3 separate regions of the Homo sapiens genome follow, and all the other regions are linked to region 1. The links are chromatin loops, found by intact Hi-C in ENCODE. Cell type or tissue: GM12878. All regions are shown on one strand.

Evidence for each region. A loop is a pair of places that touch in the nucleus more often than their neighbours do. Peaks named below come from ENCODE experiments on the same cell type or tissue, not always from the same donor. Only the 100,000 strongest peaks of a DNase experiment are listed, where the experiment ranks them.
Region 2: a loop joins it to region 1, with 2.3 times the contacts of the local background. A loop is called at or near these places in 10 of 110 quality-filtered maps.
Region 3: a loop joins it to region 1, with 4 times the contacts of the local background. A loop is called at or near these places in 5 of 110 quality-filtered maps.

What each region holds. Positions count from the first base shown.
Region 1 is chr2:161,162,621-161,170,620 of GRCh38, forward strand. The region is part of intron 1 of TANK (TRAF family member associated NFKB activator); the gene reads left to right. Among named protein-coding and RNA genes, the nearest start is that of TANK, 6.2 kb to the left of the region's middle. RefSeq lists enhancers at 1,702-1,871, 4,093-4,142, 4,153-4,542, 4,453-4,622, 4,603-4,652 and 1 more and a cis regulatory region at 4,538. In GM12878, no CTCF peak of the experiment used is centred here; DNase peaks (open chromatin) are centred at 3,374 and 4,431; H3K4me3 peaks cover 3,879 bases; H3K27ac peaks cover 6,185 bases.
Region 2 is chr2:161,100,552-161,108,551 of GRCh38, forward strand. All of the region lies in intron 2 of TANK-AS1 (TANK antisense RNA 1), which reads right to left. Among named protein-coding and RNA genes, the nearest start is that of TANK-AS1, 56 kb to the right of the region's middle. RefSeq lists a silencer at 3,914-3,983. In GM12878, no CTCF peak of the experiment used is centred here; a DNase peak (open chromatin) is centred at 3,800; H3K4me3 peaks cover 320 bases; H3K27ac peaks cover 1,580 bases.
Region 3 is chr2:159,891,755-159,899,754 of GRCh38, forward strand. It overlaps LY75-CD302 (LY75-CD302 readthrough), which reads right to left. Exons shown (of 38, transcript NM_001198760.1): 2 at 6,934-7,305; 3 at 2,160-2,330. LY75 (lymphocyte antigen 75) reads right to left here. Exons shown (of 35, transcript NM_002349.4): 2 at 6,934-7,305; 3 at 2,160-2,330. Among named protein-coding and RNA genes, the nearest start is that of LY75, 9.0 kb to the right of the region's middle. RefSeq lists a silencer at 2,499-2,578 and enhancers at 3,985-4,164, 4,805-5,044. In GM12878, no CTCF peak of the experiment used is centred here; DNase peaks (open chromatin) are centred at 1,566, 3,643 and 3,798; H3K4me3 peaks cover 2,723 bases; H3K27ac peaks cover 8,000 bases.

The DNA.
Region 1 (8,000 bases):
TTATGTCATCATTAAATATGAAGTTACTATTAATATCTAATAAATTATATTTATCAGGGAAGTTTCCTTTAATATTTCTAGCTCATTGTGATTTTTGCAGAGAACTGTTTGGATTGCATCCAAAGTCATTTTTGCAACTGGGGATGGGGAGTGTCTATTGTATTAGATAGCACTTTGAGAACAATTTTAAATAATAGATATTGGATGTTCATTTGGTGTGTATATTCATTACTTCTTAACATTTTTATCAGGAATGGAAGTTGGATTTTGTCAAATGGCTTTTTGACATCTATCATAACCTTTCATAGGTACTTTTCATCTTTGACCTAACAGGATAGTGAATTACTTTAGTATATTTGCAGTTTGTGAACCAATCTTACGCTTGGTCATGGTGTAATATTTAAGTATATATTGGTTCCTTTGGTAGCATTTTTATTTAAAATCAATGATTGAGATTCATTTTATACTCACCTTTTTCTGTTATTTTTGCTAGGTTTTGGTATCAAGGTTATGCTGGTTCCTAAAAAGAACTGGGCAGAGTTCCTCTTCCTCCGCTCTGATGTAGTTTAAATAGCCTAAGAACTCTGCTCTTTGAAGATCTGAAAGAATTCACTCATGAAACCATGTGGGTCTGGGAGTTCATTGTTCTTAAGACAGCAACAATACTCAGCAAAATGGTTCAGAACAAACAAAAACTCCTTGGAGTAAATACAATTGAATGAAAGAGTCTGGGACACGGTAATGTCAAGAACTAAGAACAGCTGCTGTACTGATGCTGGTTATTTCCCCCCTACACACAACTTTTTTTTCATGGACAAGGAAAAATGCTGTAGGTAGGCTGAGGCTGTTAAGTAAAATGTCTTGCTATTCTTTCTCTTCTCTTCTTCAGTTATGTTACAGAAGCAAGGGTATTGCTTCTACATGGGCAAATTTGTCTATGCCCTGAAAGAAACCAAGAGTGAAACTCAACTGGGAAAGCATCAGTTTCACTTTATTGTCACTAGCTTCCCAATTTTGCCGGGAAATTTCTTAATTTAAAGGTAATAACCAAGCTGACATTTTACTGTAGCCAAATCCTACAGAGGGTTTCAAAATGAGTGGGTGAAAAAATATACAAGCTTAACATGCTTATACTTATTTAACATGAAGTGAAAATCATTAGCATAGTTCAGGTATGTGCATGGTATGTGCACGCACATGGGGCAGTGCTGTCATCTAACAGAAGCCCACCTTTTTACTTGACTAATGGTTTACTGTTAATACCTCGATAATAGTGTAATCTTTGATAGACTTTTATAAATGATTATTTCAAATGCTTTTTGATCACCTTCAAGAATATGACCTGAGACAGGTAATGTAATTTAGCAGTTTGCATCTATGAACTGTGGAGGATACCTACAGACACTGAAGCGTTACTAACAGTAGGATGCAGGCATTATGTGAATGCGTGGGTATTTTATTTCCATTTATGGGCTACTATAGCAAAAATAATTGGGGAGTTGCCCTATGATGAAAGAAGACTGCATGTTTTTTAAAACCATACCTTTGTCCAAAAGCAAATGGTAAATAAAAATAGACTGTTGACATAAAGCTTCGCTATTTCGATGCTATGCATTAGCTGATTGACTGTTACTGTTTATCCTTTTTGTTTTCTAACACCTTATAAGCATAAAATATTACTGTTTAATTGCAGTTCGTTTGTGTTCAGTTACGTAAAGCCTAGTTTTAGTTTCTATTTCCTGTAGGATTTATGCTGTGGCTGCCATTTCCCACCTGTTATCTCCTATGCTTGCTGCCATGGTTTTGAATCATAAATACAGGGAAAGAGGAGGCTATTATTTAGATATGTAACAAAAATCGCTTTATAGTTCGGAACCAAGATTATGATTATCTTCAGGAAGGGATAACAGAATATGAAATGAACTACCTTTTCAGTGAGTTGTTAATTAATTTTCAAAGTCTTTTGAACTAAGTGCAGTATTTGGTCACTGTTCAAATAAGTTGAGGGTAACTGGTACCAAGCCCTATGCAACTGAAAACAGGCTTTGGGACTTATGTAGTACATGTGTCACATTTTCCAATTCCTAATCTATAAAAGCTTTTTAAATTGTGGTAAAATTCACATAACATAAAATTTACCATCTTAACCTTTTTTTAAAGTATATGGTTCAATAATGTTAAGTGCATTCACATTGCTATGCAACCAAGAAAAACATTTTTAAAGGGACGTATTTTTCTTAAGGAAAAGAGTTTGGGAAGTAAATGATGGCAATTGTTTGTCTCATGGAAAATTTCCTGGACAGTAACTTTTTACCTTCAGAGATATATTCTCTATAAATGGTAATTATCAGTAGTAAGTTATGAGAGTAAACATTTTGAGTACTAGTGATCTATAATAGCTTTTACTTAACACCAATACTTTTTTTTTTTTTTTTTTTTTGCAAAAGGAAGGGTCTACTGAAAATAGGTTGCTAACATTGACAACAAAGTATTTTAAGTCATTGCAGTAAGGAATTACTGGAAATTGAGTAGACAAAGAAAATTAATATGAGTTCCATTTTGATGGTTACTTAGCAAGTTGAACTTATGAGAGTCTTTGAAATAGTTGCAGTATGAGAATTGTTCTATTGAACAGCGAAACAACCCAATCAGGTAATAGTTTTTCCAGAGAGTGACTTGCTATAAGGGACAGAAGTTAGAGACTTAGATTCTTTCAAAATAAAGGATTTTTTTTAATTGCTTGAAGAAGGATTTTTGGAATCAGCAAATCAACTGTTATTGTGAGAGATTTAAGTGGTTTTACTATTCACAACCATTTATTATGTGGCATTTACTGGAATGTGGTTTCATAACCTCAAGTATTTGGAATCCCAAAAGTAGAAATGCCTTTCCCTTGAGATTGTTGTTTCTCAACCTTTAAAAATCCATATTTCCTTTCTGATAAACATTAAAATCTCACAAATCCTAGAGGATTGTAATACATGTTCCTTCCCATACAGTCCTACTCCTCCTCTACACCTCACCATACTGACTACAGACTTTCTCTTCTAGTTCCCTCATCTGTGAATATTATGCAAAGTCCTTCTTTATATGATTTATGTAATAGATTTTTAATATTAACTATTTCAAAATTGTATATCCTTCCTCCCCCATCTTCAGATTCTAACATTGCCCCTAGTCAGAGGAGAGGATACCCCTTAAAGATTACTCAGTTCAGCACAGCCAACTGAGCAGTGCCATGTTTACGTTCACCTCAGAGGAGTAGAACATCACATGCCTGCTTTCCCTTTTGGTGTTATACTGTTTAGTTGTGCACTTAAACCCATAACATTTGATAAATAGTCTCAGAGAAAGAAGTATTACTGGAGAAAAAAAGGAAGTAAGGCAAAACTGAGACTCATGGGTGTGGTCTTTGACAGTGAAATCTTTTAGCTCTTGCAAGATCACATAGAAAATTTCACCAAGTTCTAACATCCAGCAAAATGGAGAACATGTACTGGGGACCTTTGGGTTTAACCAGTGAGACTGTCTTGTTTATCCTGTTGCATTTAGCCTTCCAGCTTATGGAAAAATACAAAATTCAAATTCTAACACTGCTGGATTTATGATATTTAAGGTTTCTATTATATCAGCTGCCTGGATGGAGCACAGAAACAGCGTAGTACAATATGCTATGGGTATATTCATGACCAAAGTTTACAATGTGGAAGGAGAATAGAAATGCAAGAGGTCAGTTGGGGAATTAGCTGCTTGTGTTATATAACTCCTTAAAAGTGGAAAATGATCACAAGTAAATGTGAGTAGTGACAGTTCTCTTCCATTTCCTTTCTTCAGGTAAGGAAAACACACTTAATATTTTTGAGTGTCTTTAAAGATCTTCCTAACCATCCAAAAGAGAAGATGTCTTATTTATGTGTATATGTCGTGTTGTTGACTGATTTTTTTGCTTTTTACTCCTGATGTGTTTTGTGGGTGAGAAGGCAAGCATGTAACTAAGATACAGAAAAGACCAAGATGTAGTGGGGCACAGTGGCTTGACGCCTATAATCTCAACTACTCAGAAGGCTGAGGTGGAAGGATTGCTTGAGGCGAGGAGTCCAGGCTGCAGTGGGCTATGATTGCACCGCCACACTTGCTGCACTCTACCCTTGGGGGACAGAGTGAAGCTCTGTCTCAAAAAAAAAACAAAAAACAAAACAAAAACACAGAATTTGTCTTTCATTCACTGATTCACCTCTTTATGTACTACAGTGGCAACTTTTCTGAAATAGAATATGAACTCCTCTTATTCATAGCCCAAGGGGTTGGGAAAGGCTGGTGGCTTTCTTTTCTAGGGCAAAGTGGAAGGAGTAGCAGTTATTCAAGGTGGTTTCCTTTCCCCATCCTGAAACTGCTTTAGATTTGAGTTGGTCTCTCACCACAAGTGTGAACTCTGGCAGAACATTTACCCAGAAACAGAATAGGCTCAGCAGTTGGGGAAACCCAGCAGAGGGGCCTTGCCTGCCTCCCAAATTACTCACACTTGTCTCAACCACCTACAAAAAAGTAGACCTTACTAAAGAATGACTAATCATCCTGGGGTCAAGATGGCGAAAATCCTACCTTTAAGCCTTTGATTCTCTTCAAACGTGGAATTCCAATGTATATATACATAACTGATCAAAGCTCAGATGTTCTGGTTGAACAGGCAGTTAGAGGTGGAACATGATTTGGCTCATACACTGTCAGCCTCAGTGCAGCTCCAGAGGCACCACTACTTACCCTTGATTACTACTTTCTTTATCCAGGATTGGTTGGCTGTCATTTGGCAGGATAATGGCTGCCAAAGACAACAGACTTAAGATATTGTATCTATTGTCAACCTAAAGAAATGGAGGCAAAATTAATATGGGGAATTTATTTGGGTAAAGGTTGACGACAGCTGCCTTGGACACACTTCCAGGTTGCCTTGGGGGGTTGCTCCATTCGGCCTTTGTTGCAACCAGGTTTTTGTTTGTTTGTTTGTTTGTTTTTGTTTTTTGAGATGGAGTCTCTCTCTGTCACCCAGGCTGGAGTGCAGTGGCGCGATCTTGTCTCACTGCAAGCTCCGCTTCCTGGGTTCACTCCATTCTTCTGCCTCAGCCTCCCAAGTAGCTGGGACTACAAATGCCCGCCACCACGACCGGCTAATTTTTTTGTATTTTTTAGTAGAGACAGGGTTTCACCGTGTTAGCCAGGATGGTCTCGATCTCCTGACCTTGTGATACGCTCGCCTCGGCCTCCCAGAGTGCTGGGATTACAAGTGTGAGCCACCGTGCCTGGCCGCAACCAGGTTTTTAAAGGCAAAAGAGAGCAAAGAATGGGCTGATACTAAGTTATTTGATAGGAATTCTCACTGGTTTACAGAAATAACATTGATTAGTGATTATACATTGTTGAACTATAGGGCATGAGTTTTGGTATCTAACGTATGGCATTTTATGGCTACTTGGCATCACATAGTAGGTAGCTTCAAGAGGGTCATTTAGTTCACGGGAGAGTGAGGTGTGACTGCTGTCACACACTTACATTTCAGTGCCTCTCTGGGCCTGATAATTAAAATGGGTTTGCACTCCTCACATTAAAAGTTTTTATTTCTCACTATGAAATAAGGAGGGAAGTTCATTTTAAAAGGAGTGGCAGAATAAGGAGAATTGGAGAACCAGTACAGAAGATTCAAAACCCAGATAGTAGAAGTCCCAGAAAGGAATACAAAAGGAAAGAAATTGCCCCAAAAAATTTTCAAGAAAATTTCCAAGAACTGAAGGAGGAATTTCCAGATTGAAAGGGCCCACCAAACACCTATTGCTATGATATAGTCCATGGCCAAGTATGGTCCTGAAATTTCAGAATCCTAGGGACAAAAAGAAAAAAAATCCTAATTGTTTTCAAAGAGAAAAAAATCGGTTTAAGGCCAGGCACAGTGGCTTATGCCTATAATCCAAGCACTTTGGGAGGCCGAGGCAGGCAGATCACCTGAGGCTGGGAGTTCAAGACCATCCTGGCTAACATGGTGAAACCCCGTCTCTACTAAAAATACAAAAATTAGCTGGGTGTGGTGGCGTGCGCCTGTAATCCCAGCTACTGGGGAGGCTGAGGCACAAGAATCGCTTGAATCCCGGAGGTGGAGGTTGCAATGAGCTGAGATCACACCATTGCACTCCAGCCTCGAGCAACAGAGTGAGAATTGTACAAGATCAGGAATCAAAATGGATCTGATCCTCAAAAAAAATAAACAGAAGCTAGAAGATAGCATAGCAAAGCTTTCAGAATTCTGAGGAAAAATTACTTCCAACCTAGAACTCTTAATCTAGCCAAAGGATCCGTTAAGTCAGAGGGTAAAGATATTTTTAGTTATGCAAAGCCTCAAAAAATTTACTTCCCAAACACTTTCTTAGGAAGCTGCTACAAGATTTGCGTCACCACGTGGGGATATAAAACAAGATTCAGGAGACTGAAAATGAGGGATTCAATTAAAGAAAGAGATGGACAAAGGGTATCCCCAAATTCAAGGTAAAGAAGGTCCCAAGATGAAGGCTTTCCATCAGGCATAGAGAGCAACTAGTCTAGATTGGAGCAAGCCAGAAAGCTTACAGAGTGATTCTTCTAAAGAGATAGAATACCTGACGTGTCTGAATATATTGAGGAGTTGTATTAGTGATAATAGGAAACAAAGCAAACAAGAATTTTCAGGGAAAAAAGTTTTCAGAAAAGGAAAAGTATCCATGGTATTGTTCAACAGTGAATAGCATTACATAGTAATAAGAAAGTAAAAGCTGAATGCTAATCTAATGAAAAATTAGATATAACTGTATTGGGGAAATGGGGGAGAATAGGAGGTAGGGGATATTTAAAGAGAGCTGAATCCTAATTTTCCATAATGAAGAGACAAAAACTGAAAAATCAGTAGTGGCAGTATTACATGTTATTTAGGGATACAGAGATAAATACAAAAAAGAATTAGTCAAAATTTGTTGCGAAGGTGAAGCAGGAAATAGGAAGGGGAAAGCAGAGGACTACTGTTTTTCTTATTTTGTAGAACTACACAACTCATTAAGATATAGGTACGTATAGCTCTGATTAAAATAAAAAATTAGAGGGGAGAGAGCTAGAGATTGTGCTTTAGCAACAGAGACCTAGGTTTATCTGGTTCTTCCATTTTCTAATTCTGTGCCTTATGCAACTTATTTACCCTTTTGAAGCTCAGTTTTGAAGTTCAGTTTCCTCCTCTGTAAAGGGAAGACAATATATGCTTCTGCAGAGGGAAGATTAAAAATGAGGTAGTTTATGTAAAGCACCTGCAAATAGATCTTTGTTCCGACCCTAACCCCAGTGCTTCCCATGATCAAATAGGGAACCACCTTCTTCATTGTTGGGATGATTGCCATCCAAACAGAAGACTGAGATTGTCCTTCTTATCCATGACTCTTTGTGCCTCTTTGAATTAAAGGCATGTCTTTGAGATCTATCTTGTCTCTCAACTATCTGTAGATAGTTTGAGAATTGAAATAGAATTAAGATGATTAGAGTATTGATAGGAGGAACATCAAGTTAAAAGTGTCATTGCTACTTAGTGGGAGATGGGCTATGGTCAGTCAAATTTCTCAACAAGAACTTCAACAAATGCCATTAATAGAGAAAACATTTGTTTTCTCTATTAATTAAGTTGATGAGTTGTGGAAGTTTTATGGAAGCAAGATGAACAAAGTGCTGTTGCTCTGGGCCATCTGCCAAAGTATCAAAATACCTTTATTTATTTATTTGAGAAAGTCTTCTACCTTAGCAACTGCTATTTTTGTTCCGAAATTCTATATACTTCTTGTAGAATAATTAAAAAGCAGATCACTATGGGAAAAAAGGCAACTTTATGAAAGCCTGTTTCCCTGCGTTGGTGCATATTTGTATAGCATTTTATAGTGCTTTCCAAGCTATGACTCGACCCCCTATGGCAGTAATTTTAAATCCATCTTACATCTCCCCAC
Region 2 (8,000 bases), 62 kb before region 1:
TGAATTTTTGTTTCCAAAAAATAAATATATCAACTTGTCTTTCCAAGGAGATCCTTAATGATACATGTGCCAGGGTAATGTATGCATGTATATATATAATGTGTGTATTTTATATATAGTCTTTCTTGAAAAAAGCAAGAGGAAAAAAAAAAGCATGAAGAACATATAACATATGGCATTCCCTATCGCCTCAGCTGGTGTTTGCCATTTCCTGCTTGTAACTTTCTTAATTTTACATCTCCTCTATTTCAATATACTAGACATTTTAATCAGATTTGCAAGTTGGCCTTCCATTTCTTCACTTGCAGCCCCGGCTCCTATTAATCTTTTCAATTACATGAGTAGGCCTATTCAATTTAAAGAAGAGCTAATAAGTACAATGCCTAGGGTGTCTTCATGAATAATCAATAATGTGCTCATTGTGATGTGGCTGTCTGGGTAAGCTATGCTCTGATGCAAGAGGCAATAAAATTCAAAACTATTCTAATATTTTAATCAAATATTATAGGATTGATATATGTGATATTTGGGAGAACAAAAATCAGTGAGTAGCATAGAGGCACCCTGTGAGGGGGAAAACAAAAACAAAAACAAAACAACCTTACTTTGAGTCACTCAAGCATTGCCCCTCAAAGCTGGGCCTGTTTTTAACTTCTACGCCCTGCCCAAATCCAGGCTGCATATGAAGCAGTTCTCTTCAGGAAAGTCAGGAAAACAAAACTGGTCATTAACCCTCAGGCAAGTAGATTGAATATCTTTCCTGAAGCAATTAATTAGGATTCCAGCATGTTAGGATCTTATCCTTTGCTGGCAAAACCTTCCTCACTAATTCCAATGTCAGAAGTGGAAACAAAACAAAACAAAAAAAGTGAAAGCGCCTCCACAGATTCTAAAATAAATGCCTATTTGTTCTCAACTAGAAACCAATTGCTGGGAAATGTTGGCAACTCAAGATGATCTCCCATTCCAAGATTCTCACTGCCATCCTAAGAATGCTGTGGTCCTAAGAGTTCCTGTAGTTTGCTTCAGCAATTAACTCTGTGCCTTTAGACACCCCAAGGAGTTTTCCTGGTAAATGTAAAGAGTAACTTACCCAAAACACATTCTTTCACACTCTGGCAGCAATACCTAAGGTTAGGCAGTACCATTTAAGGAACTAATGCGACAGGCTAGAACTCAATGTTGACATCTGAGATGTTAGGTATGCATGAGGGCTAATTTTCTAAAAGTTTACATACATATGCAGGATTCCATCCATTTTCTCCATCACATTTTCACTAATTAAGATGGTTATTAAAGAGCTGGACTTCATATTATCCTTAATTTCCTGGAACATGTAATTGCAAACTCACTCCAGAAATTTCCTTGTATACCTCCCACAAGGTTGCCTAATGGTGAGTGTTACTGATAGACGTTTCTCACTATGATGGTAATCAGGTTTCAATGAAACTCTTAAAATACTCTAGAAGAATCCATAAAATTGGAGAAGAGGGAGATAAGAGAGAAAATTATACATACTCTAGGCAGCCAGTTTTGATGTGGTATCATTGATAGTCATTTTCTATTCATTACCTAGCTCTTAATATAAAACTTCATAAGTCAAAACATAAGTTCACAAATACAGAACCAGGACCCCAATAAAAAATAAAAATCAGAAGACAATCAGGCAATATAGCCATAGGGAGGAAAAAAACACTATGATCAGAAGCTTAGAACTATAATCTAGTCCCTTCCTTACCCTTGAGCCAATAGCCTAAAATGCACAATCATAGAAGAAATTTTTATTTCATACACATGAAAATGGCTAGTACCTATTGCTCATCCACATTTTCCATGTATCAAACAGCATAGACATACAGGGAAACTAAAACTCTCTTTGATGCTCATAAATATTCAGTTGAAATTTTTAAAAATTTACTTATAAAAAAAGAGCAGTTGTTACCTTATGTCTATGTAAAATTAATTTCTCTACAAAATAAAATCAACAAACTCTAAATTAAAACATCTCAGGATCTCACATGGATCAGAGTTCCAAAACTGGTAGCTGTAGTTAAGACTAGAGGTGTCAGAACAAAATTTTAAGTCAAGAGAATCTTCAAATCTGTATGAAATCATGTCTAAATAATGCTAAATATAAGAATTTACATTAACAAATGAAACAAGCACAAAGATAAAAGTTGCATAGTTAGGGAAGGTCAAAATTTAAGCCTGCCTTCACATAAAGTTTAACATTTTCATTCCTTGCCTTATGCCTTACCATAGCCTAGGGAATTAACAGGAAACTAAGGCCTAAGGCAATTAGGTACCACCATCTGTAAATCACCCAGAAAATGATTGAGAGTATAGTATCAAAAGACTGACAAGAAGTAAACTCTCATGATGAGAATTTACAGCATTCCAGAAAAAAAAAAAAAAAGCAGTGAAGCCAGATGTCAAAATATGTATTTAGTGACTCATAAAATTTCATTGCCCCAGAGTGAAAAAAAGAAATATCACAGTTAGGCAACATTTTCAGCAGATGCCCCTAAAATACTTCTAACTTTAAAATAGTTCTTCAAATCTTCTTGAAGTGCTTCCTATTCATTTATAGTTCTCTTATTTTATTGATGTCTTTCTTACCACTGTCCTACAGGATTAGGAGTGAATCCAGGAGCAGAAGAAATTGAGAAAAACTGAATGTCAGGTTCACTATGCCCTGCTTAGCCTCATCCAACTCAAACTTGCTATCCATGTAGTCAGATGGGGTAAGCTGGGGGATAAAATGAGAAATAGAAATGGATCCATTTTAATCATATTCCTCTCCTCTACCTTTGTGAAAAGCAGTCTACAAGATACCCCTCTTACATTTAATGTTTTAACATTATTTTTAAAATCTCAAAAGGAAAATAACACTGAGTATTTCACACAGGAGAAACTGAAGAAAACTCCAGGCATGAAGACTTTATACTCAAGTAAAAGAGGAGAACAAAGGCCAAATCTGTCCACAGTGACATTTTGTTAGCTGGCGTGCCTTTCAACAGAGTTTCATTCTCCAGTTTGCCACAATCCCCATCACTACTTATATTGTATAAGCCGCTTCACACTTCACATTCACCTTACCTATTAGTTCCTGTATGCATTGCAGACTTTGACCCCTGCAAGTGAAGATTTATCTTCATCTACTTTTACACACTCAGCTTTGGCAGAGGTCTTTAAAGTCCATCTTCTAGAACAACCGTCCATTTGATAATTAGATTCTCTAATACATTTCTGGCTAGCTTTTTGCACGTCAGAAACACCAGAAGAACTAAAAATAATAATAAAATAAAAAAATAAAAAAAAATGCCTGAGCCCCATCCCTGACCTACTGAATTAAAATATTGAAGGATGCAGGGGGAGGGGGTTGGGGAGAGTTCTAAGTATCTATGCAGGTGAATCTGATGAGCAGCTAGGGGTTACAAACTATTTATTATATCTAATCATGAAGAACTCACAGTTTTTAGATAACAATGTAAGAAAGTTCTTTCCTCAGGCAAGTCTTAGTGCTCAGACTAGAGATAGAGAAGAGTTACCTGCCTCTCAGCCCTGGGGTGGTTTGACAGTATATCAGAGAGCCTTGTCAAAACTCAGAGGGGTTTGTTATAGAAACGAGCCTTCACTTCTTTCACTGCCTGCCATATGTTTCATTCCCTGCTGGCTCGATTCTGAGAACATTTTCCATATCTATGTCCATGTGAAAGCTAAAGCTACCTATTCGGGTGTTGCAGCTGTCACCAACAATATCCTGGTGATGGGATGAAATAGATTTTGCTTCAGAAACTATGAAAAGAAAGTCGGTGTGCAGAAATGACACATTATGAAACGATGAAGTATAACATCTGGCTCAGAAGTGAGTCAGACAGGTGCCATTAATGAGACAAACAGGAAGCTTCTTTATTAAAAGCAAAGTTAAATTTTGAGGCTATTTTGGACTCTCTCTATATACAGGTCTATTAACCAATTCAGTTGAAATAGCTTTACAGTGGATTTGACCAGATGTTTGGCTGCATTAGCTGAAATCACTGGTTATTATAATATAGCAAAGATTCATCCCACATAATTGCCCACAGGAATTTAATAGCCATAGGTTAAAAAATACATCATTATCGGGCCGGGCGCAGTGGCTCATGCCTGTAATCCCAGCACTTTGGGAGGCCGAGACGGGTGGATCATGAGGTCAGGAGTTCAAGACCAGCCTGGCCAAGATGCTGAAACCCCATCTCTACTAAAAATACAAAAATTAGCTGGTCATGGTGGCACACACCTGTAATCCCAGCTACTCGGGAGGCTGAGGCAGAAGAATCACTTGCACCCGGGAGGCAGAGGTTGAAGTGAGTCAAGATCATGCCACTGCACTCCAGCCTGGGCGACAGAGCAAGACTCTGTCTCAAAAAAAAATCATTATTATACCAGGTCAAAATTGTACAACAGTTTACACCTTTCAAAGCACTCGCTCACAAATAATCTCATGGAAACTTTAAAGAAACCCTTTTGTCAGGTGATAATAAACCCATATAACAAATGAAGAAACAGAGACTCCTGTCCCATGACTTGCCCAAACTTATTCAAGTAGGATCACAGCTGCACAGACCCCACATTCTCCAAACCTAAGGTCAAGGCTCAAGCTCTGAGGATCTTCAGGATTTTAAACTACAAGAGGAAGCTTTAAGAAACAAACAAACAGAAACCTTAACCAATATAAACCTAACCACGATTCTGGAAAACCAGGGGCTGAACAGGAAGAAATGTAGGAAAGAAAAATGTGAGAAACATCTAGCCCTGGATGCCAAGGCTGCAGACTTGCTAGTTTTCAGACTGAATCCTAACATACTGCTGGTACATACACATCTGCAAGCTATTCCCAGGCCCATCAACAGCTCCCTATCAAAGTCACAGGTGTAGGGTAGAAAACAGCAGAATGAAACCACCTTATGGTTGTGCAGCACTTTAATCATCTACACAAAAGAGATAAGACACATTTCCCTGCCACATAAATATTGGCTAAGGAACACTGAGGCACAGGAATATTTTGAGAAGGAACATATGAAATGTAGCTGAAAGGGCTTTCTGAACATCAGCCCCCACGGTGCTTCCTGACAGTCAATCATGATAGGGGATGGAACCGAGAGGTTCAAAATAGGTATTCTACTCAGTAAAATAATAATAATAATAATAATAACTTTGAAAACATAGTGCAAAATGCATTATTTGATTCTGCCATATTTGGTTCAGCATGCAAAGTTAAATCATGGTAAAATGAGGAAGAATATCTCTTAAATATCAGGAAGATCTTCATGCCTTAAATAAGTAAACCCCTGAACCATGAGTCTGAAACAAGAAGAAATGGACAGTGAAAACAACAGTGCCTTTTCCATTAAAATATAGAAGGATAAAATTAAAAGTGGAATGACTCCCTCTTCCTGCGTAATTCCTTGCTTATTTAGGACATTTTATTAAAACTCTGCTATGACATCATTAGCAGATTGTAAATCTTTTTGGGGCATGAATCGCATAATTTCATTTCTTTTCAGTCTCTAAATTTTATTAGTTTATCAATGTAGATTTTAAGGATGATGGAATTTGACCCAAAATATTATGTATCCCTGTACTTATATGTCTTAATAGGACATATATATGCGTAAGCTGAAATATATATGTATATAATAAATTTGCTTTTCCTAAAGTCACATATATATATGGCCTTAGAAAATATATAGGATAATATAATATATAAAATAATATAGGATAAAAATATATAGGATAATATGATAGGATATTAATGTGTGTCCATATATAGATACACATACATATCCTATATTATCCTATATACTTTCTAAAGCCATATATATGTGGCTTCAGGAAAACCTAATTTAATTATATACATATATATTCCAGCTTAAGGAAAAGCCAATATAATAAAGTTCAAAATAATAAAATGAACAATTAGGCATAATTATTTACCTTTATTAATTTAGCAAATATTTATCATGTACCTATCTTGTGTCGGAAACTATGTGAGATAAAAGGATGCGAAGATGTTACAGAGCCCTTCCCTCAAGAGGCTGACTATGAGAGGAGGAAGAAGGCTTAAGTACTATGAGGAAAAAAAGGTATTCAGAGTATGGTAGAGACACAAGCTAGTAGTCAAAACTCATATGATAATTAGCCTTATACACTGCACTAAGAAATCTGGACTTTTTATTGTAGGCCACAGGAGCCATTGAAAAGTTTTAAGCGTTGAGTAACTATCAAAATCATATTTTGTAAATAGCAGCACTCTAGCAATAAGGAACAAGATAGCTTGAAAGGATCAAGATCAGACATGGGGAAACAAAACAGAAGCCTATTGAGAGAGTTCACATGAAAAATGATCAGGGCTTAAACTAGAACTGCAGCAAGAAAAATGGAAGTTAAGTGGGGTTGGAGTGGAGAGCAGGATTGAGTGGATTCATATACTGCTTTGGGAGAATCTCTCTATATAATAAATCCTAAACTAGGGAATTAATCACCTTTTGAGTTAGTAGGACAATAGTCTAAACAAGTTATTTTGATTTGCAAATTCCAGGCTTTACTTGTGAAGCGAAACTTTACTTTTCATGAACTAGGTAGAGAAAACTGAAGCAGAGAGCTTTACAAGGAACTACGGTGCAGGAGAGATAAGACTATTAGCTATAGGAATTTCCTGACCCAAGAAAGGAAGACTTTTTCACAAGGTGGCAGGAGATGTCAGCAAAAGAAGAAAAGAAAAACAGTCAAAGAATTTGAATAGAAATTACTCCAAAGAAGACATACAAATAGCTAACAAGCATATGGAAAGATGTTCAACATTACTACTCAACAGAGAAATGCAAATCAAAAGCACAATGAGATATCATTGTGACTACTTGGGTAGTCACAGAAGATAGCTCAGGGTGTTGACTGTGAAGCTCATAAGAGGTTTACCAAGATCATGGATGACATAACTCTTCAGCAGAGGACCACAAAGCAAAAGCTAAGTCAGGGATCACAGCCAGACCCCAGAAGATTTATCTCACTGCAACTACTAAAGCGAGGGCCAAGCTAGGAAACAAGAATAGTTTCCATCATAGTTCCCAGGACCAAGGGCACTTCAGAAGCTCATTCAGCAAGAACCCAGGCATCCCTCACAAGAGCAGACATCCCTCTCCCATTGCCAAAAGGCTAGTTAGTATCCCCTCTCACCTCTAGCTGCCACCTTGAGAAGGAGGGGGAAAGGAAGACACAGAGAAGGGGAAAGGGGGAGAATCCAGGTTTTGCTTTGCCTGAAGTTTATACAATTTATAGAACCCTCTTTAGGAAAAAGAATACAAAATTATAAATAGAAAATTGCTGGGGTCCCTCCCAGGCCTTGAAAGGGTCCTGGGCAAATGAGGGGCCCTGAAGTATAAGATTCCCATAAACTTGCCTCTGAGAAGAGACCCTGGAAAACTGAGTAATTACTGAAAAGAGACTGTTTGAACCTGCAGAGGTGAGGGTGTGCGTCATAGCCAGTGCATACTGCCATCAGTGGGAATGAAGTCTCCAGAGTACAATGACATTGGTCGTAGAAAATAAAGTGAAAATAGGAGTCATAGTGTGTAAATTCCTACCACCTGCTACATTTTCTATGTTCAGAGATTTAAAAGTCACTTTGCAAATTGCTCAAAAAGGAACAAGCTGCTGGAAGTCAAATTTGAGTTTTATTACTACGTGAGTTTAACCTGATGCATGCCCATAACAACAGGGAGGTAAACCGCTGAAAAGTAATAAATGTGAAGATGATTAGGATCACCAGATATCTGGCTTCCCATGGAGATTTTTCACTTGTCCTGGAATTGCTTTACATACACTGAGTTAAAAGCTACTCTATGACAGTGGGTTCCCAGAGGAACATGAGATCCTCCCTTTTCCAACTATATAGCTGTGTGAGGATGGATTTTTTAAAAATATACACTTCAACCAAAACAACGTTTCATGACAGATTG
Region 3 (8,000 bases), 1.3 Mb before region 1:
ATCCTTCACTAGTGTCCACAAAAATGTGGTCTGACCCTGACAGGTCATTTCACTGATCTGGGCCTTCTGCCTCTCACCTGAGAAACAGGGGTTTACATTGGATTACCTCTAAGCAAACTTTCACATCTAAATTTCTGATCCAAATGATAAGGAGAGTTAAATGAAGTTGATACCTGGCTGACCAAACTCTGCTTATTATCAATTATAGCTGAAGAAAATACTGGCTTTTTCTATTTTAGTAGGTAGGTTACAGGTGTTGAGAAGCCTGGGCCTCTAATTAGATATGTAATCCTCCAAGTGTGGTTCCCAGACCAGCATTATCAGCACTACCTGGAAACTTGCCAAATTTGGGGGGCCCACCAAAAATCTACTGAATCAGAATCTCTGGGCCCTAGATATCTGTGTTCTAACAAACTCTCCATGTGATTCTGTTGCACCCTGAAATCTTAAGTCTTAACCCAGTATAATCTCTCCAAGCTCTCCAAGAGCTTCTGCATTCTGAAGCTCACATTCCCGAAGGAGGGATCAGCATTACTAATACCACCTGGCTAGCTACTCAATGAGTCAGCCTAGTGTAGCTGTTTGGGACAAGGACTTCATAGCCAGACTTCCTGGGTTTGAATTCTAGTTCTGATATTTATTAGCTGTGTGATCTTAGGCAAGTTACATATCTCCCTTGTGCCTCACTGTGATCATCTGTAAAATGGGGATAAAGTATGGTACCTTTCAGGGTTGCTGTGAGGACTGAATGAGTTAATGTATATTGAGAGCCTGAAACAGTATCTGACACCTGGCAGAGCCCTGTTAAGTATTAACTATTATTACTTAGGTCTGGAGCTCTTTCCTTTCTCTTTGCTATAGATTCTTTCAACCTATTGTCCATTAAGTAATATTTTGTGAGTACCTATCACATGTCAGGTACCGTGATCCCCTGTAACTCTCACCTAATTGGTGAGAAACTGTGTCTCAGTTATGTGCCAGATAATGATGTGATTGCTACTTTGGTCTCTCTCTGTCTTTCTAAAGAACAGCAAATTCTTTAGCAAATCCTGAACAGTTTGCTTCTGGTAAAAAGTAACGAGAAAAAGCACTCTGACAAACACACAGGAATGGTGGAAGGAACAGTGTCACCAATTTTGAGCCAGGAAGATCTATCTCTTCTCTTTCCCGCTCTTTGCTTCAGGCCATAAACATACTTAAGATTTCACCATTCTAAAAGTGTTTTTCAACTGATCTCTTTCTTAAACTACCCTTTGCTTTTTTAAATAAAAAAAAGCCACTGTTTTGGACTAAGCTCCTGATCTAGGACTCAAAAATCAAAATGGAGTCACCCATGCCAAAGTTCCACATCACCAAACTGAAACAGATTGTCATCTGGTCTTTTGAGAAATCAGGAGAGAGAGACAACTGCCTAATTTCCCCAACAGGCCAGTTTCAATCTTTAATTGGACTGATAATGAAGTTCCCTCTGTTTCAATGCTTAACCTGAAGTCACCTGATGTTGACCAATCAATTATTTCTCTATTGCTCTTACAAGGAAAGTTACGTTGAAATGACCAATCCACTCTTCGGTTTCTGTTTTTGCTTTCTTCAGCCCTTTTTCTGTCTACAAAGCCAATCCCCTCTGTTCAACGAACTGGAACACTTACAGTAGTCTATTTTATGAAATGAGGTGTTGCCTGATTCTAGAATTGCAATAAAGCCAAATAAGATTGTAACTACATAAATTTGTTGCAATTTTGTCCTTTGCCAACTGTCTCTTCTTCTGCTCCGTGAAACTTACGAGGCTTACTTCCTTCTGTTCATGCTTCATTCCACTACAATCCAGCTTCTACCCCCTCTAGTCTTCTGAAACTACTAAAGGTCAGCAGCAATTTCCTAATTGTGCATGCCTTTTCCACACTTCCTCTCCCTGGGGTGCTATGGAACACTCCCTCCTCCTCCTCCATGACACCATCCGCCTTGGTTCACTTCCGGGCCTGCTTCTGAAGGCAAATTCATGGCTACACATTACCTCTCTCTTCTCCTCCAAACATACACTTCTTATCCGGGATAATATTTTTGCAGTCACTTTTGAGTCACTTTGAACTCTTCCTTCTCCCTATTGCCTCATATAAATGTACTACCTTTCCACATAAAATTTACCAGCCCATACATACCAGGCTTTAAGCAGATGCCCCACTTTCGGTCATATTCATAATTTAAGGTGGTGGCACACCATGGCCCACTATGATCTTCATCAAGAATGCAATCATGATGCCAGGTCCCATCAATTAAGAATGGAAATTCACAAGGTCTCCCATAAGAGTTCCCATCTCTGGTATAGATCTCTGGGTTGGAGAGGAAGTTGGGGAAAAGAGAGTTAAAAACTGGGTAGTCAGCGTCAGGTGGCTAATTTCTAAAACTGTTTTTAAAAGAAACGTTGTTTAGAATACAATATCCGAGTGTAGGAATTCAGAGCATGGGTGCTGTCAGGTCTGGATATGAATGCTGGCTCCCTGCTAACCCACTGTTTGCCTGTGGGCTAGCTATCCAACCTCTAGTAGCCTCTGTTTCTGCTTTTGCAAACTGGGGATAGCGTTCAGTGATCAACCATGTGAAGCTTCACTTACTGTGGTGTGATGAGGCGCTGAAAGAGCCTGGCTTGATCAGGTGAGGGTCTACTAACTCTGCTGTGGGCCGCAGAGCACTTCACCAGAAAGGGTGCCCTGGCTGAGGTTACATTTACCTCTATTTTCTTTTCTTTAGAAAGTGTTGGAGCCAGAAAAATTCCTTGGAACCACTGAGGGTGGGTGTGGACTTTGGAACCACCTGCGGCATTAGAAAGATGGACAAATAGTCCCATTGTTCAGAGACTGGAGGTAGAATTGAGACTGTGGTTTTTGAGGAAGTAAAAGGAAGAGCTGCTGAATTTCTGAGCAGATTCTTGGGAAGGTACAAGGCATGGTAATTTGGGGTGTGAAAGAAGCAGCAGCTTCAATGGGGCAGTCATGTGACCGGCGGGGGGCCAGTGAGGTAGTAGACATAGCTTTTACTTCAATCATTTTCCCTGGTACATGGGGAGGAACTGAAAAGTGATTCCAACCTCAAATATGCCTGGAAATGCTGGAAAGAATGTTTGATACTTATATCAATACTAATTCTCTTGGAAAGGTGTTTTTATAGAACAGCTATCCCTGTATCCCTGTCACAATTTGCCAAAACCTCGGTCCACAATTTGCTAAAAACCTCAGTCATTAACAGATCAAATAATGGCCATTAGGTAAATCATAGTAATCAGATCTTATCACCGTTTACCAGGCAATTAGGGTTCCTCCAAATGTCTCACAGATTTGCTTAAAAGTGTGCTTAAGACAGTATTTGATTCTACTTTCTTTTCCTCCAGTGTCCGTCTAACTAAAGTGTGAGGCCATTTAACAGCTTAGAATGTAATAAGCAGACCTATAGCAAAAGGTAATAATAATCTGGATGCTTTTCTTGGCAAATAGTCTTTTAAAGATCACTGGTTTTGTTTTGCTGTGTCATAGAAACAGTTTTCAAAAGCGTACTTCTGTTAAAGAGTGTGTTGACCTTATATTTTATAAGGATTCTGCTTATTACCTATGTTTCAGTTTAACCGCATCAAAACCCCCCAATAGCTCATGACCAGTTTCTTTTCCCATATTACAAACCTAAGAGGACAGTCCCTGAACACAAAGACTGTTCCTTGTAGAGCCATCAGTTTTCTTTTCTAAAACCTTTGATTTTTGGAATACAAAGTGCCTTGGTATACATTTCTGTCATTTGTTCTTTATCATAAACCTGTGAGATCATAGGGGAGGTATTATACTTGTCTGGGAAATCCCCATTTTTGCAGAGTAGTCAAGTGATACATTCAGGCACTCAGCTGCAAGTGACAGGAATGAGAATGGGCTCTCTCTGATTAGACTCTTGACCTATAAGGACAACTTGTGACATCAGCGGGTGCCTTCTCAAGTTTCAAGTTAAATTTCATAGCTCAAAGCTGGGCTTCAATTAATAAGCTCTCTAAGTCACAATATATGCTTTGAAGAATGATAAGCATACAACCACCACACCAGAAGCAGCTAAATTACGCTAACTATTCACTAAGCATTTTGTTCCCACACATTCTTTGCTGATGCTGGCCTCTTACACACCATGGGCTTCCTTAGCAAGACAGACTTTCCTGGGAAGAATCTTCTCTGAATGTGCAAATTTATGATGATAGCATCCTTAAAACAACAGCTTTATTATGCAATAGTTACAAATTTGTGAGATGAGGTGATTATGCAGAAAACTAGCAAATTAATGTCATCAGTAACATGAGACAAAATAGTTTCAATGGATAAAGAGGTTGTTGGCAGGCTTCTAAGAGTTGCCCAGAATTCTGATAGTTCTGCAGCCACCCTGCCACAAAAAGTCCATTTCCTCTGCGTGATTCACCAAACATTCAAAATTTGAAAAGTGCTAGTGAGATCAAGGTATCTTAATGATATTAATGTACACCTGGGTGCTAGTCAAAAGCAGTTCACTCATAAAATTTATACAACTTCAGTTTTCTCTGAGATGAACACGACTCACACAGGATAGGAGTTGGGGTGAGAGGCAACCCAAGGCACAGTGATAAATTAATGTTCTTGTATCACAAGTGAAAACTTGGTTTATACTGCTAAAGCCAAGGGGGAAAGAAAGAAGCTATGTTTGGGGAATGGAATACTGGTTTTAAGCCCTAGCTTTGCTGTAACAAACCAGGTAACCTTGGATTTCACTTTGTTGGGACTTGGGTATCTTGTATGTTTTGTTTATATACTGCTAGATAAGAAGGTGGGGACAACAATCAGTATCGAGAGTCTGAGAGCGGAGTCCTAGAGAAAGTCCCTAACTTAAGACAGCAGTCCCTAACCTAAGAACAAGAAGGGATATACATAAATTGAAAAGGGTAGAATTGCCAGGACTTCATATTTGATTATATTGGAGTGGTGGAAGAGGCGAGCCTGAAACCTCTCAGGTGACTTGCTGATTTCTGACATGTAGAACTTAGATGGTACCAGTCACCCAGACAGAAACAGAGAAGAGGTGGCAAGTTTGGCCCTGGTTTCTGTGCAAATTAAAACTTGAGGTATGCCTTGACTAGTCACAACTATATATGCTTTAAAAAAAGCTTTAGTGTTTCAAATATTATATTTGAAAAGGTCAAGAAACACTTCATGCCTTTGGGTTATGCTGGTGGCATTGCTTAGCTCTCTCTGGGTGGTCCCCTGGGTAGATCCTTAACCTTTTTTGTGCTACTGATCTCTTTGGCAGCTGGGTGAAATCCACAGTCCCTGTCTCAGAAGAACATTAGAAATGCATACATAAAATACATAGGATAAAAAGGAAAACCAGTTATATTGAAATGAAGACACTGGGGACTGAGGGAGTTTAAGATTACAACTATGCCCCTCAAAAGAATTAGATCAGGAGACTAAAAGAACCCTGCCAAGAAAATTATCCTTTCTGATCCCTGGACAAATACAATGAAACAAGTTAAATCCAATTAAAAGGCATTTTGTTTGGCTCTGTGTTTCCTCTTAGTTGGCAAGTTGGAGAAGGGCTTTTGTGGCACAGAATTTAAATTTGCCATTAAGTCATATCCAAAAAGCAACTGCTTTACTTTTAGGAGGAAACTGGCTCGCAGAAACAGACTGTCAACTATTCAAAGGCCAGGGAATGATGAAAAGGAAACCCTATCTCTAATTCTCTAATATTTCTCCACAACAGAACTTGACATTCTCAGAATAATTCTTGCATCCTCACTAGGAAATAGAAAGCTAGAAAGAAAAACTTGTGCAGATGGATAATGGAAAGTATGGGAGCAAGCTGCTATAGTGACTTTGAGGCCAAATTTAGCTTAAATGATCTTTAAGAGAAGAAGAAAGCCACTGTAAAGCTAGGGAAATTTGTAAAGAAAGGCAAGGGGAAATAATAGGACTTAGAGGACATAATTATATGCATATCGACATTTGGTGTAATTTAGAGCAACATAATGAAAAATATTTGCTTGGGAGATAGCTAATTACATTTAATGGTTAAAAAAATAAATCTACTCATTCTTTAACTTAGAAATTAGTTGCAATCCAGTCCCTAGACTCAGGGCTAAGTCCATGGTCCGCTCCCCGCAAGGCAATATTAATATACTTATTTTCGGAAGCAACTGAAAAACTCCACTCTTAAAATGCTGAATCATAAATATAAACATCAAAATTTGGTTGCCATGCAAAAATGAAAATAAATAAGAAAATCCACTCAAAATTTTCCCATTTTATTCAAAATCCGTAGGCAAGAAAAAATATATTTTTCCTCCTTCTCCTTCTTTTCTTTTTTAAGGATGGGTGTCTCACTATGTTGCCCAGGCTGAAGTGCAGTGGCTATTCACAGGCGTGATCATTACACACTACAGCCTTGAACTCCTGTGTGCTCAAGTGATCCTGCTGCCTCAGTCTCTCGAGAAGCTGGGACCGCAACCATGCACCACTACGCCTGACCTTTCTTCTTCTTTTAAAACTTAGAATAAGATCAACATTATTAGATCATTTGACTTTTAGCCTGTACAAATCTAATGATTCCTTTCCTCTAGGGTTTCCTTTCCTCTAGGGTTTAGAAGACCATCATAAGAAGTACATATCTATCTGATGAAATCCCAGGTTTATCACAACATGGCTGTGTGACCTCAGACAAGGCACTTTATCTCTCTTAGCCTTACCTGCAAAGTAGAGGCAAATACCATGGACTTGTAAGAATGTCGCTCAAAGTAACTGCACAGTGCCTGGAAGTGAAGAGCTTACTCACTGCCCTTACTAATGTACGACTCTATTTTTACTAAATTGTGCATGTTTAATGCCACATGTGACAAGCACAACAGCAAATCGGTCAAAGTCCCTCTCTAATACTCACCATGATAAGGCTGGTCACAAAGGCTTTCCTCTGAGCCTCCTTTCTTCCAGACATCAGATGCATTTGAGATTGCTGTGCCATGTCCATCCTTCAGAGCCAGCCGGTACCGGGCAGCTCCGTACAGAGAGTGGTGCTCACATTTCCACCACAGCATGGCACTGGAGTCACAGCTGAACATTCTCAGCTCATTTACCGATTTGGTAATATCGAGGCCAAGGCACTTTTGGGAGTGCAAATGAAAGAGCCGATGCTGGGACACCCACTTCCATAACTTGTCCTCAGTTTCATCACAGTCGTCTGCTACTATCCAGCCATACACTGGCTTGATGCACTTGCCCGTATTTCCATGGACGATGGTGAAGGGGTCATTAGCTGAGTCAAATGGACAGACAGATTGTAGATTATGTGGTTGAAGCGCCTTGCTCCCTGCCTGCTGAGGAGAGTCTGAGCACTACTGGACTGTTCCCATCCTCAGTCTGTTCCCACTCTTTTTAAGCTGCAGGGGACTACAAAAGGTGGGACAGTGGTGAGCAGAGAGGCAGTGCAGTGTGTAGGGTCAGAACACGGGCTCTGGAGCCAGTCCGCCTGGGTCCATATTTTGCTCCTGCTACTTGTTAGCCATAGGATCAGGGCAAATCATTTAACCTCTGTGCTCCAGTTTTCATATGATGGTTGTGAGCATGAAAGGAGCTAATCCATGTAAAGCGTGTAGAGTAGCATGTATATTTGTTGTTGCTATTTCATGAAAGATTTTTCCCTTCTCATTTAATAAGACAAAAGAAGCTCTTTAGTTTTCATCTCAATGAAAAGTCTAGTTGGGACCATAATTCTGCCTTGCTTACATGTTAGCTACTACGGCAGGGTAAATTATTACATGAAAAGTCGATGCTTAACACAGCATGTGCACTATATATATGTTCCTTTCTTCAGATCCAAGTACATAGTGAGGCCTCTGTGCTCCTCTGCCTTAGGGCAAGTTAGTGGGGCCACTAAAAAGGAAAACTTAAGGACAATTTTCTTAAAGACCACTTCCCCCTAGATATTTTTTGGAGACCTAAATTCATTGA